2 separate regions of the Homo sapiens genome follow, and region 1 is linked to region 2. The links are chromatin contacts, found by Hi-C in ENCODE. All regions are on one chromosome and are shown on one strand. The core of a region is the stretch at or near the end of the contact, and the rest is flanking DNA. Distances in the headings are between cores, read along the strand shown. Region 1 has its middle 51 kb from the start of LINC01879. Region 2 holds the start of LINC01879 (long intergenic non-protein coding RNA 1879).

Region 1 (5,247 bases), core at 2,278-4,777, 51 kb before region 2:
GAAACCATCTTGGCCAACATGGTGAAACCCCGTCTCTACTAAAATACAAAAAATTAGCTGGGCGTGGTGGTGCGTGCCTGTAAACCCAGCTACTTGGGAGGCTGAGGCAGGGGAATCACTTGAAGCTGGGAGGTGGAGGTTGCAGTGAGCTGAGATTGCACCACTGCACTCCAGCCTAGCAACAGAGCAAGACTCCATCTCCAAAAAAAAAAAAAAACCTGCAAAACTGATCTGTTTCTAAAGCCCTATAAACTGAAAGTAGATAAATTTTAAGAAACAAGTCATGCTTATGTGTGGGCCACACAAAAAGTTTAATAAGCTGCCCAATGTCATTACCAGAGCCATTTAAGCTACAAATCGGAAAGAGAAGTTGGTGTTTTCACACTGTAGACAGCTTTTTCCAAGACATCAGAACAAGACTCCATATCATAATGAGGCTTTTACCCCCGTTAATGCTACCTTTTTTCACTTGGCGGAAGAATGATGTAATTACAACTTCACAATTAATAGCTTCTGCTGTAACTTAACAGAAGCTAATAATCTAAAAATATCCTTTAGTATTCACTGGTTAAATAAAAAAATTCTTGTGCTATTGTAGTACTATTAGGTTGGTGCAAAATTTGGCACATGCCTGTAATTCCAGCTATTTGGGAGGCTGAGGCAGGAGATTCGCTTGAACTCAGGAGGCAGAAGCCGCAGTGAGCTGAGATAGCGCCGCTGCACCCCAACCTGGGTGACAGAGTAAGACCCTGTCTCAAACAAACAAACAAACAAACAAAAAAACCCTTGACAAATACAGCCAAGGAAGGCCATGAAAAGAGGGTTCTCACGCTCGTATTCCTGATAACAAAAACTATCACAAAGACTGCAAAACCCACAACCTTGCACAAAAGCCATCACAGCCTTACACAAAAAAATACTTCTGCAAGAACATCTGCTCAGCAACTGCCTGTCTTACTTCAGACTGGTGTCACTCATTTTTGATCTTTAGAGCCAAAGATAATTATTTTAAAAGAATTATATAATCCTCCTCATGTTTTTTCTCCTTAAAAAGCCTCGTCTTCCTTTCCCTCCCTGAATACACTTATCATTCACTACAGCATACATGTTCTCATTGCTGCTCCTCATCCTCCAGCCTCACAGTGATGTCCACCACCACCAAAAGCAGGACTGTTCAACTGCCCCTATTTCCCTACGAATATTGTACCTAGCTGTGATATAACAGTATTTTCAAAAAGTAATTTGAATGTTACATGCAGCATGTTGCCTTCATCAAGAATGTGCGCTGAGGCTGGGCACAGTGGCTCACGCCTGTAATCCTAGCACTTTGGGAGGCCAAGGCAGGTGGATCACGAGGTCAGGAGATCGAGACCATACTGGCTAACACGGTGAAACCCCGTCTCTACTAAAAACACAAAAAACTAGCCAAGCGCTGTTGCGGGTGCCTGGGGTCCCAGCTACTCGGGAGGCTGAGGCAGGAGAACGGTGAGAACCCAGGAGGCGGAGGTTGCAGTGAGCCAAGATTGCCCCACTGCATTCCAGCCTGGGCGACACAGAGAGACTATCTCAAAAAAAAGAAAAAAAGAATGTGAGCTGAAATACGCAGTTTCTGGTATGTTGGTAAAATAACCTGTACTTCCCGTTTTGAAAGTTTCTTGATTGGAGATACATGTTCAAGTGTGTCCATGTAATGACGTGTGCATATATCATACAGCTTTTGTGACACATACTTGCTTCTTCAAAGTTCTTTTTGATTTGGCCTGGCGTGGTGGCTCACACCTGTAATCCCAGCACTTTGGGAGACCGAGGCAGGTGGATCACGAGGTCAGGAGTTCAAGACCAGCCTGGCCAAGATGGTGAAACCCCATCTCTACTAAAAATACAAAAATTAGCCTGGCGTGGTGGTGGGTGCCTGTAATCCCAGCTACTCGGGAGCCTGAGGCAGAGAATACTTGAACCCAGGAAGCGGAGGTTGCAGTGAGCCGAGATCACACCACTGCACTCCAGCCTGGGCGACAGAGCAAGACTGTCTCAAAAAAAAAAAAAAAAGTTCTTTTTGATTCATGGGAATTACTGGGAGTCTGTCATTAACATTTCAGCCATTCCTATTAGAGACTCCACCAATTAGCTGGAAATTTACAGCTTTCTCTTTCCACATCAAATTTTTCCAACCCAGTGAAAATAACTTTTTTTACTTTACTTTTCCACTTTTTTTTTTTTCACACAGGGTCTCGCTGCCTCACCCAGGCTGGAGTGCAGTGGCGCGATCTCGGCTCACTGCAACATCTGTCTTCCCGGGTTCAAGTGATTCTCCTGCCTCAGCCTCCCCAGTAGCTGGGATTACAGGTGCACGCCACCACAAACAGCTAATTTGTGTATTTTTAGTAGAGACAGGATTTCACCATGTTGGCCAGACCGTACCACTTTGATATCCCATTTGCCAGACTTGTTTTTGCAAACTTCTTTTCCATAGGAAGATGGTACTGTGGATGCGCCATCCAGGTGTGTGCCTGGAGGTGGTGAGGACATACTTGCTTTGATCTGTTTGTACTTGCTCCCCAGGCTTCTTGATGAAAGACCTGACACATCTCTTTGCTCGGGGCACATATCCTTAGATAAAGTGTCCAATAAAAGTGGAGATTCACAGTCTGACACACTATAATGTATTGATAAAAATAACAAAAGAGAACATTTGAAATTATGACTGCCTCAAAAAATATGGGACACAGGATCACAGTGCCCATAAGAAAATTCAGCCTGGGATCCTAGCCTTGTAAATTTCTCATTCTAAGCAGCCAAAAAACAGCAATTCGCTGACATCTTCCTTTTCATCTTGCTTTTTCTCTGTAGCAGTCAAGAATGGCCCAGATTGGCTGGGCACAGTGGCTCACACCTGTAATCCCAGCACTTTGGGAGCCAAGGTGGGTGGATGGCTTGAGGTCAGGAGTTCAAGACCAGCCTGGCCAACGAGGTGAAATTCTGTCTCTAAGAAAAATACAAAAATTAGACAGGCATGGTGGCACGCGCCTGTAGTTCCAGCTACTAGTAGGGAGGCTGAGGCGGGAGAACAACTTGAACCCGGGAAGTGGAGGTTGCAGTGAACTGAGATCGTGCCACTGCACTCCAGCCTGGGTGACAGAGTGAGACTGTGTCTCAAAAAAAAGAGAATGTCCCAGATTTATCACTATCGGAAGAGAAAGAAGAAGAGCAATGATAACAGAAACTATTTGCATTTATTTTATAACCATTTGCAAATAGTATTAATTATAATATTGTAATCACTTCATTACTAATTTTAAGAAAATATTCTGATTAAAGAAATCTAAAAGACACTGCCATTGGATTGGAAGGAAAGGGGTCTGTCATCCAAACAGATTATTCTGAATTTGCGATGCTTAAGTAGTGCTCTATCATTTCAACTTCAAGTGTCACAGGCTGTAAATGCTGCCAGCAGTTTGGATCCGATGCCTCCGAGGAGCTGGCCTTTCGAGAACATAATTTAAGCGTCAGGAAGATGTGGGTGGTGAGTCAGCGATGACTCAGGCAAGGAGGCACTCTCAGTCCTGCTGTACTGTACCTTCTTTGGGAACAGTCACTTGGCTTTTTCAATGTTTCTTCTTTATTTTCTTTTTTCTTTTTCTTTTTTTTTCTGAGATGGAGTCTCGCTCTGTCCCCCAGGCTGGAGTGCAGTGGCGCCATCTCAGCTCACTGCAACCTCCATCTCCTGGGTTCAAGTGATTCTCCTGCCTCAGCTTCCTGGGTAGCTGGGATTACAGGCAGGAGCCCCCACACCTGGCTAATTTTTGTATTTTAAGCAGAAACAGGGTTTCACCATGTTGGTCAGGCTGGTCTCAAACTCCTGACCTCAAGTGATCTGCCCACCTCGGTCTACCACTTCTTTATTTTCTAAGTGACCTTAGCATGAATCGTGGTGTGTGGTCTGCCTTCAAGTAGAGAAGCTTTTGATCATAATGAACAAAATGTCTCTTTAATGTCTCAAATGACCCTTTCAGATATCTGGCATGAGGTTAATTGGGGTATTCATTGGTTGCTGGAAGTGCCACTCTGCTCTGAGAGATGTTCTCCATCCAGATGGGACCCGGGAATGGAAAAAAAAAACACCCAGCCAGCCAAGGTGTGCACGTGGAGCCCCCTGTTCCCTGGTGCGTGTGTGAGTGTCCAGAGAACACCTCTGGGGTCCCCATCGGGAGACGTGAAGGCTCATCTCATGACTGTGCGCTGCATCCCCTCGGTCGGTCTCTGCTGGGTTCTCAACCTGGAGAGAAGCAAACCAGCCAGCCGGCTCCCGCCTCAACCTGGTTCAGGACTGCGCTGTCGGAACACCACCCTCGCGATGCTGTGTCTCCCTGTTCACACCTTCTCGCATGCTAGGACTTCACCCCACCAGACTCATGTGTGCCTTCTCTACGATGACAGGAAAAGAAAAGAACCTGAGCATCACGAGGGGCCAGGGGCTGCCCAAGCAATCTCCCTCTTTGCTCCCGTGTGGGCCACACAGCAGGAGCTTGTTAAAAATGCAGATTCTCAGGCCCACCCCAGATGTGCTGAGATGAGATCTGCACTTCCACAAGGTGTGCAGGTCATTTGTGGGCAGGTGGAAGTGAGAAGCACTGGGCTGGGCGACTGTCTCTGGCCTTGAGCTGTCTGGGGCGCTAAGCAGCGTTAAGAATGCAGGAGGCTGAAGCAGGTCTAAGTGTGAGTGTGAAAAAAAGGCAAATTGAGGAAAAGTATGATTGGAGAAGAAGGGAGGGAGGGAGGAAGGAAAGCAGCGAGGGAGGAAAGATGGGAGGAAGAAAGGGAGGGAGGGAGTACAGGAGGGAGGGAGGGAGTACAGGAGGGAGGGAGTACAGGAGGGAGGGAGTACAGGAGGGAGGGAGGGAGGGAGTACAGGAGGGAGGGAGGGAGTACAGGAGGGAGGGAGGGAGGGAGTACAGGAGGGAGGGAGGGAGTACAGGAGGGAGGGAGTACAGGAGGGAGGGAGGGAGTACAGGAGGGAGGGAGTACAGGAGGGAGGGAGGGAGGGAGGGAGGGAGGGAGGGAGTACAGGAGGGAGGGAGGGAGGGAGGGAGGGAGTACAGGAGGGAGGGAGGGAGTACAGGAGGGAGGGAGGGAGGGAGGAAGGAAGGAAAGAAGGGAGGGAGGGAGGGACAAAAGGAAGGAAGGGAGGGAGGAAAGGAAGGAAGGAAGAAAGGAAGGGAGGAAGGAAGGAAAGAAGGAACGAAGGAA
Region 2 (5,248 bases), core at 1,045-3,544:
GGTGAGTGAATAACAGGCATCTACAGACCAACTTAGTGTGTTAGTATCATCTTTTTTTACCCTGGGAAAAGGAAAAGGAAAAACTTATTTTTTCCACTTAGACTCATCACAAGTCTTAGCACATTTGAAAACATTCCAACGACAAAAATGGTCGTTTCAGAGCATGAAGCCATTGGGTCCCAAGTTTGTCAGCTTCTCTGCTTCCTCATTATTCCAATGATCAAACAGCAACCGCTCTGCAAGCTTCTCTGTGCCCCTCCCCACCGCCGTTGTCCTGCAGATTCCCTTCTCCAAAATCACCAGTGTGTGATTTCCTTGGAATAAAAAGCAGATATATAAGGTTACTCACTTTTTCCTGATGTTGAAACTTGCCTCTCAGTCACGTCAGCCTGGCTTCATCCACTGTCAGTACTGTCTCTCCCGTTTTACTATTTTATGTGTATATTTTATGCTGTGAGAAAGGACACAACTATTTGTACCATAAGAAAGACTCTTGTCATGAGAAGAAAGCCCCCAAAATACTCTGTAAAACTGTACTTCTTATACTCCATTGTTGTTGTTGTGGGAGGGACGGTTTGTGACCAGGCTGAGAAATGTTTTCTCCAACGATTACATTCCCAAAACAATATAAACAATCTCAGAATTGAGGAGTGTTGCCTTCATTTAACATCAAGCACTCATGGTTTTCCAACTGTGGCTGTTCCACATCTCTGCAGGTAAAATCTAGGTCCATGAAAGATCTGGTTCTGGACTTCATTAGGGAAAGACATTTGTTATTAGATGGGGTCTCCTCCCTGGCAAGAGGCAAGTCTGAGAACCGGCAAGTCCCAAGCACTTCCTCACGACTGCTGGTGTTACAGTCTGTGTACAGGCGGTTGAAATTTTTAAAAAATCACTCAGGAAATATGCTTTTTGTTCTATCATGTCTTGATATCATCAGTGTAGGTAAAAGTACGCTTTTGAGCTGGGCACGGTGACATGCATCTATGTCCCAGCTAGTCTGGAGCTGAGGCAGAGGATTGCTTGAGCCCAGGAGTTCAAGTCCAGCCTGGGCAACATAATGAGACACCGTCTCAAAAAAAAAAAAAAAAAAAAAAAAAAAGAGTACGCGTTTGAAGAAGTCAAATTGTTAGCATAAGTGAGAAAATTACTCTTGCTGAGAAAGTCTGTGCCCAGGGCTGTGACGACTGATTGAACGTAGCTGCTTATGAGGCTGTGGCTGACCTAAGGAATGAGTAGATACGCTAAGCCCAGATCAGGTTAGAAGTAAACGACACAAGGTCATCTTTTGAGGGCAAACTGCTGAAAATAACTTGTCAATCAAATGTTTAAAATTGAAGCACTGGTTCCAGTCATTCAGGGCCAGCAGTAGGGCTGGCAAGACGTACTACTTCCCAATGTTTTGTTATTTGTGCCACAGCATCAGGGGCCCTTCATTCAGGAAACGTCTCTTGTGTGTTACATGCACAGAGTGAAGAAAGAATGACAAAAGCTCTGAGCTCCTGGAGTCAGGAAACTAGTGGAACAGGCCAACTTCACCCGGTGCAAATAATCCCACAAATCCGTGTCTCGCTGGAATGTGTGATGGGCACCATGAAGGAAAAGCCAAGGATGCTATAGAAGAGTAGGACAAGGGCACCCAGGTCCAACTGGGTGAGGGGAGCCAGGGAGGCCGCCCTGAGTCAGGAGCACCCCAGACATCACACTCTACCTGCCCATCCTTTCTTACTAGAGGTAACATCTGGTTCACTTGACGGCTGTCATCAAACAGGTGAAGTTTCCCCTGGAGTTAAACCTGCAGATCAGAGCACGGCCCAGGTGTAACTGGAGTGGAGGCAGCCAATGATTAAAGACAGAAATGAGAGACGAGATATTCCGTTTGCGTTGTTCATGTATTCCAACACCTCGTACAACGGGCTGATCACAGAGAGCGCTGTTGACATTCGGGACAAACAGTGTCACAGGCTGTGTTTTACTTGCTCTGAATAGAAATTCACTCATGGAAGAAAAACCTACTAAGGCCAACTTACATGAGCGGAGTGTCCTTGCGGTGCCTGAGCTGTGCTCAACTGAAGGTGTCCACGACATACTGAAGGAGCTCTTGTTGGTTTCTAAGGAAATGGAATTCAGAGCACCCATCTTCCATCCCTTTGTTTTATTTTCTGCTTTTTCCAACCTCTGTTTCCACCAAGCTTCGAGTTATCCAGTGTGGATATTCCAGGTAGCGGCAGCAGGTGGTGCTTTATGTGAATGAGCAGCTTTATCCAGCGTTTGTGTCTGATGCATCCGAAGCTGCAGTTAAGTCATCGTTTCCATCTGCATTCAGAGAGCATCCCATCAGGGTGGTGGTTGGGTAATTCCAACTTCTACCTTGAGAACTCCTGCTTAGCAGCTAGTTTTTGGAAGAGATTTGAGAGTCATTTTAACACAACCTTTCAAAATATTCCACTTTAAAGGTAGATTTTGTGGCACTAAACATGAATCAGCACTTTTGCATAATGACAGGATAAAAGTATGACTTCTGCAAGAAACACAAAACATTGACTTCCAGATTTAGCTGTTTATAACAAAACAGGCTCTCTTTGCTGTATGTCTTAGCTCCACTGCCGTTTCCACTTCTTCACAGGTGCCCATGTTCAATCCAGATTTCCTGAATTAGGTATTAGCACATTGCTAGATGCCCTCGGGTACAACATGCAGATCAGTGAAATAACACAGGGATTCCTAGATAGAACACGTTTCCTTTTCATGCGTGTTACTGCGAAGTGTGTTCTGGTTGAGATACATTTGGAATGCAATTCATCTCATTAGCATAAATCATAGCAGTTTTCGTTTCCTCAACTAGGTCTTTGTGCAATGTGAGCAAATGTGAAAATGACACGTGCACCTTAAAAAGTCTTTCAAAGATGAGCCCTTGGGGAGTGGCTTCACGTGGGGAGGAGGCGACCTGGAGAGGGTGGGCAGGAAGGCATTATTCAGCGTGTCAGTGGCGAGGGCTAATCTCCACACTGGGAAAACCACGAGGAGAGAGGGTTGGGTGGTGAGGAGCTCCGGAGTGCACGCACACACATGAATGGACAAGGCACCCAGGGAAGGGAACTATACCCTTGCTCATCATACCAGCCTGGGGCCCCAGCTGTCTCTGCTCACAGGGGCTAAGAGGTGGAACGGAGAGAAAGGAAGCAGACAGACAGGGACAGGAGCCTCAAGAAACCTTGACACCTTTGATTCCCAAATACGCCAGCCTCTCTCATTCACCCTCCGACCCACAGGCTTCACTCTCAGTCTCTTTTGGGAATTGTATTCCTCCCAGACATTGACCCCCTCCCTGAATATGGCTTCCCCTGGGCTTTGACAGGACCTTGCTGAATCTTTATGAAATGTCGGGTTTTCCATGCCATCCCTGCTGCAGGTGGACGGGTGCGGGGAGGTGGGGAGGAGTGGGGGCTCAGCAGCACCCCCGGCTGCTTCTGCTCCTCCTGCTGCCATGAGTGCAGCAGACACACTAGGAGGATGGCATTCTGGTTTTGGGGTGAGGGGAAGGCAGACAGACATTTCTATTCCCTGCTCTCTGTGAATGCAAACACAACACTGCATGGTTTTGCTCTCAGACCTCTAGGAGCTCAGGGAGCAGAATCCCCTCAGTAATGCCCCTTAAAACAGGGACTCAAGTAGATTATTCTCCCGGGGCTGCGGGACACTCCCACTCTTCACTTGACAAGAACACCAGCATTGGGCTGTGCCATGTGAGTCTTCCCTGAGAAATGTGCTGGACAGCTGGGGTCCTCACTTCCAGTCCAGTCCTTTTTCACGCCCATCAGCTCCTTCCTGCTTTGTTCAGCCATGGCTGCCCCAATTGAGTGCAGTGGCAGGCAGTATTTTCCTCCTGGGAATTGGCCAGTTCCCTTCTTAGGTAGCTGGTCTCTGGCACCTTCTAACCACTGAAAAGTCAGGAACGAAAGAGTTTCCGGACCTTGGTCATTTAGATAATGGTATGCTGTGCCCTCGGACAGGTCAGGGTACTGCTCATGATAAATCCCACCATGCTCACCCTGTCACCTGCTGGGCTGCTTTTTTTTGAGACAGGGTCTTGCTCTGTTGCCCAGGCTAGAGTGCAGTGGCATGATCTTGGCTCACTGCAGCCTCAATCTCCCGGGCTCAGGTGATCCTCCCACCTTAGCCTCCCAAGCAGCTGAGACTACAGGCACACATCCCCACACCTGGCTAATTTTTGTATTTTTTATAGAGACGGTGTTTTGCTATATTGCCCAGGCTCAGGTCTTCCGCCCCCCATGGCCTCCCAAAGTGCTGGGATTACAGGCGTGAGCCACCGCGCCCGGCCTGTTGGGCCGTTTGTGTAATGCCATCCGTGCCTCCTCCTGTGTGTCATGCGGGAACACCAATCATATTTTCTGATTGTATCTCTGAGCAGACATGGCATCAATGGCCAATAAAATAGGGCCTCCTGGAGACAGCCCCGGAGAGCTGTGCGAAGACAGCCAGCCACGCACCACGGTGGATGGAAGCTAATTAAAAATGACTTATTAAACACTGCAGACACCACAGCCCAAGGCTGCAGATGAACAAACACTCATGTTTCAACACTGGCTTTTCACAGGGAAGGCAGCCATGCTGTCGTTCTGGTAAGTCATTATTTACCTCCTGAAACTCACCAAAGGGTCTTCAGTCCTCCCCCAGGCCCCACCCCCTGCCCCTTCTGTGTGCCTGTTACAAACCCTGATATTGAAGTCATTCTGCTTCCCTTAAACTGAGGTGTTTAGAAAGGCAACAGATTGTACAATTTGATGTCAAGGACTTATTCTCAGAAAAATGACTCATCTTTATTTAAAGGGTCTATTCAAGTGAGAAATGAATCATTCTCACCTGATGGCCCTCACTGGGTGGGAGAGGGGGCGGAGGTTCCGGGAGAACCAAGTCTCTGGGCACTCTTTGCTGACTCTCCAGCTTAGAATCTCAAGCTTTGGGGCCTGAAAGGAAAGCTGTTTTTTAAGGCATTCGACCTAAACCAAGTTTTAAAAGTATCTTTAAGTATTTCCTTTTTTTTTTTTTTTTTTAGGATAATGAAACCATAGTTGCAACACCCAGAGCTTGGGCTTAGAAGCAACTTTGACAGGATCTGTAGCTGTGAAATTTGCATCCCTGTAACACAGTAACTTATCATGACAAAGATCTGTTGACGTCAATTCCTTTATTACTCTTATTTGTAGGCCAAGGGAGGGACCCAGGG

Evidence for each region. Hi-C counts contacts between places; a loop is a spot of excess contacts on that map.
Region 1: a map of endothelial cell of umbilical vein shows a loop between it and region 2 (4-fold over the local background). The contact joins the enhancer-like site here to the promoter of LINC01879 in region 2. A Hi-C loop is called at or near these places in 3 of 168 maps with a recorded cell type or tissue (DLD1, endothelial cell of umbilical vein and pancreas).

What each region holds. Positions count from the first base shown.
Region 1 is chr18:76,738,856-76,744,102 of GRCh38, reverse strand. No RefSeq gene overlaps it. Among named protein-coding and RNA genes, the nearest start is that of LINC01879, 51 kb to the right of the region's middle. Within about 2 kb of position 3,527, at least 3 of the 41 ENCODE cell types and tissues checked have a DNase peak (open chromatin) inside an H3K27ac peak, as active enhancers do.
Region 2 is chr18:76,687,075-76,692,322 of GRCh38, reverse strand. LINC01879 (long intergenic non-protein coding RNA 1879) reads right to left here and starts at 2,294. Exons shown (of 2, transcript NR_122073.1): 1 at 350-2,294. It overlaps LOC105372212 (a long non-coding RNA gene), which reads left to right and starts at 4,900. Exons shown (of 3, transcript XR_935657.4): 1 at 4,900-5,248. RefSeq lists enhancers at 3,911-4,887, 4,899-5,248.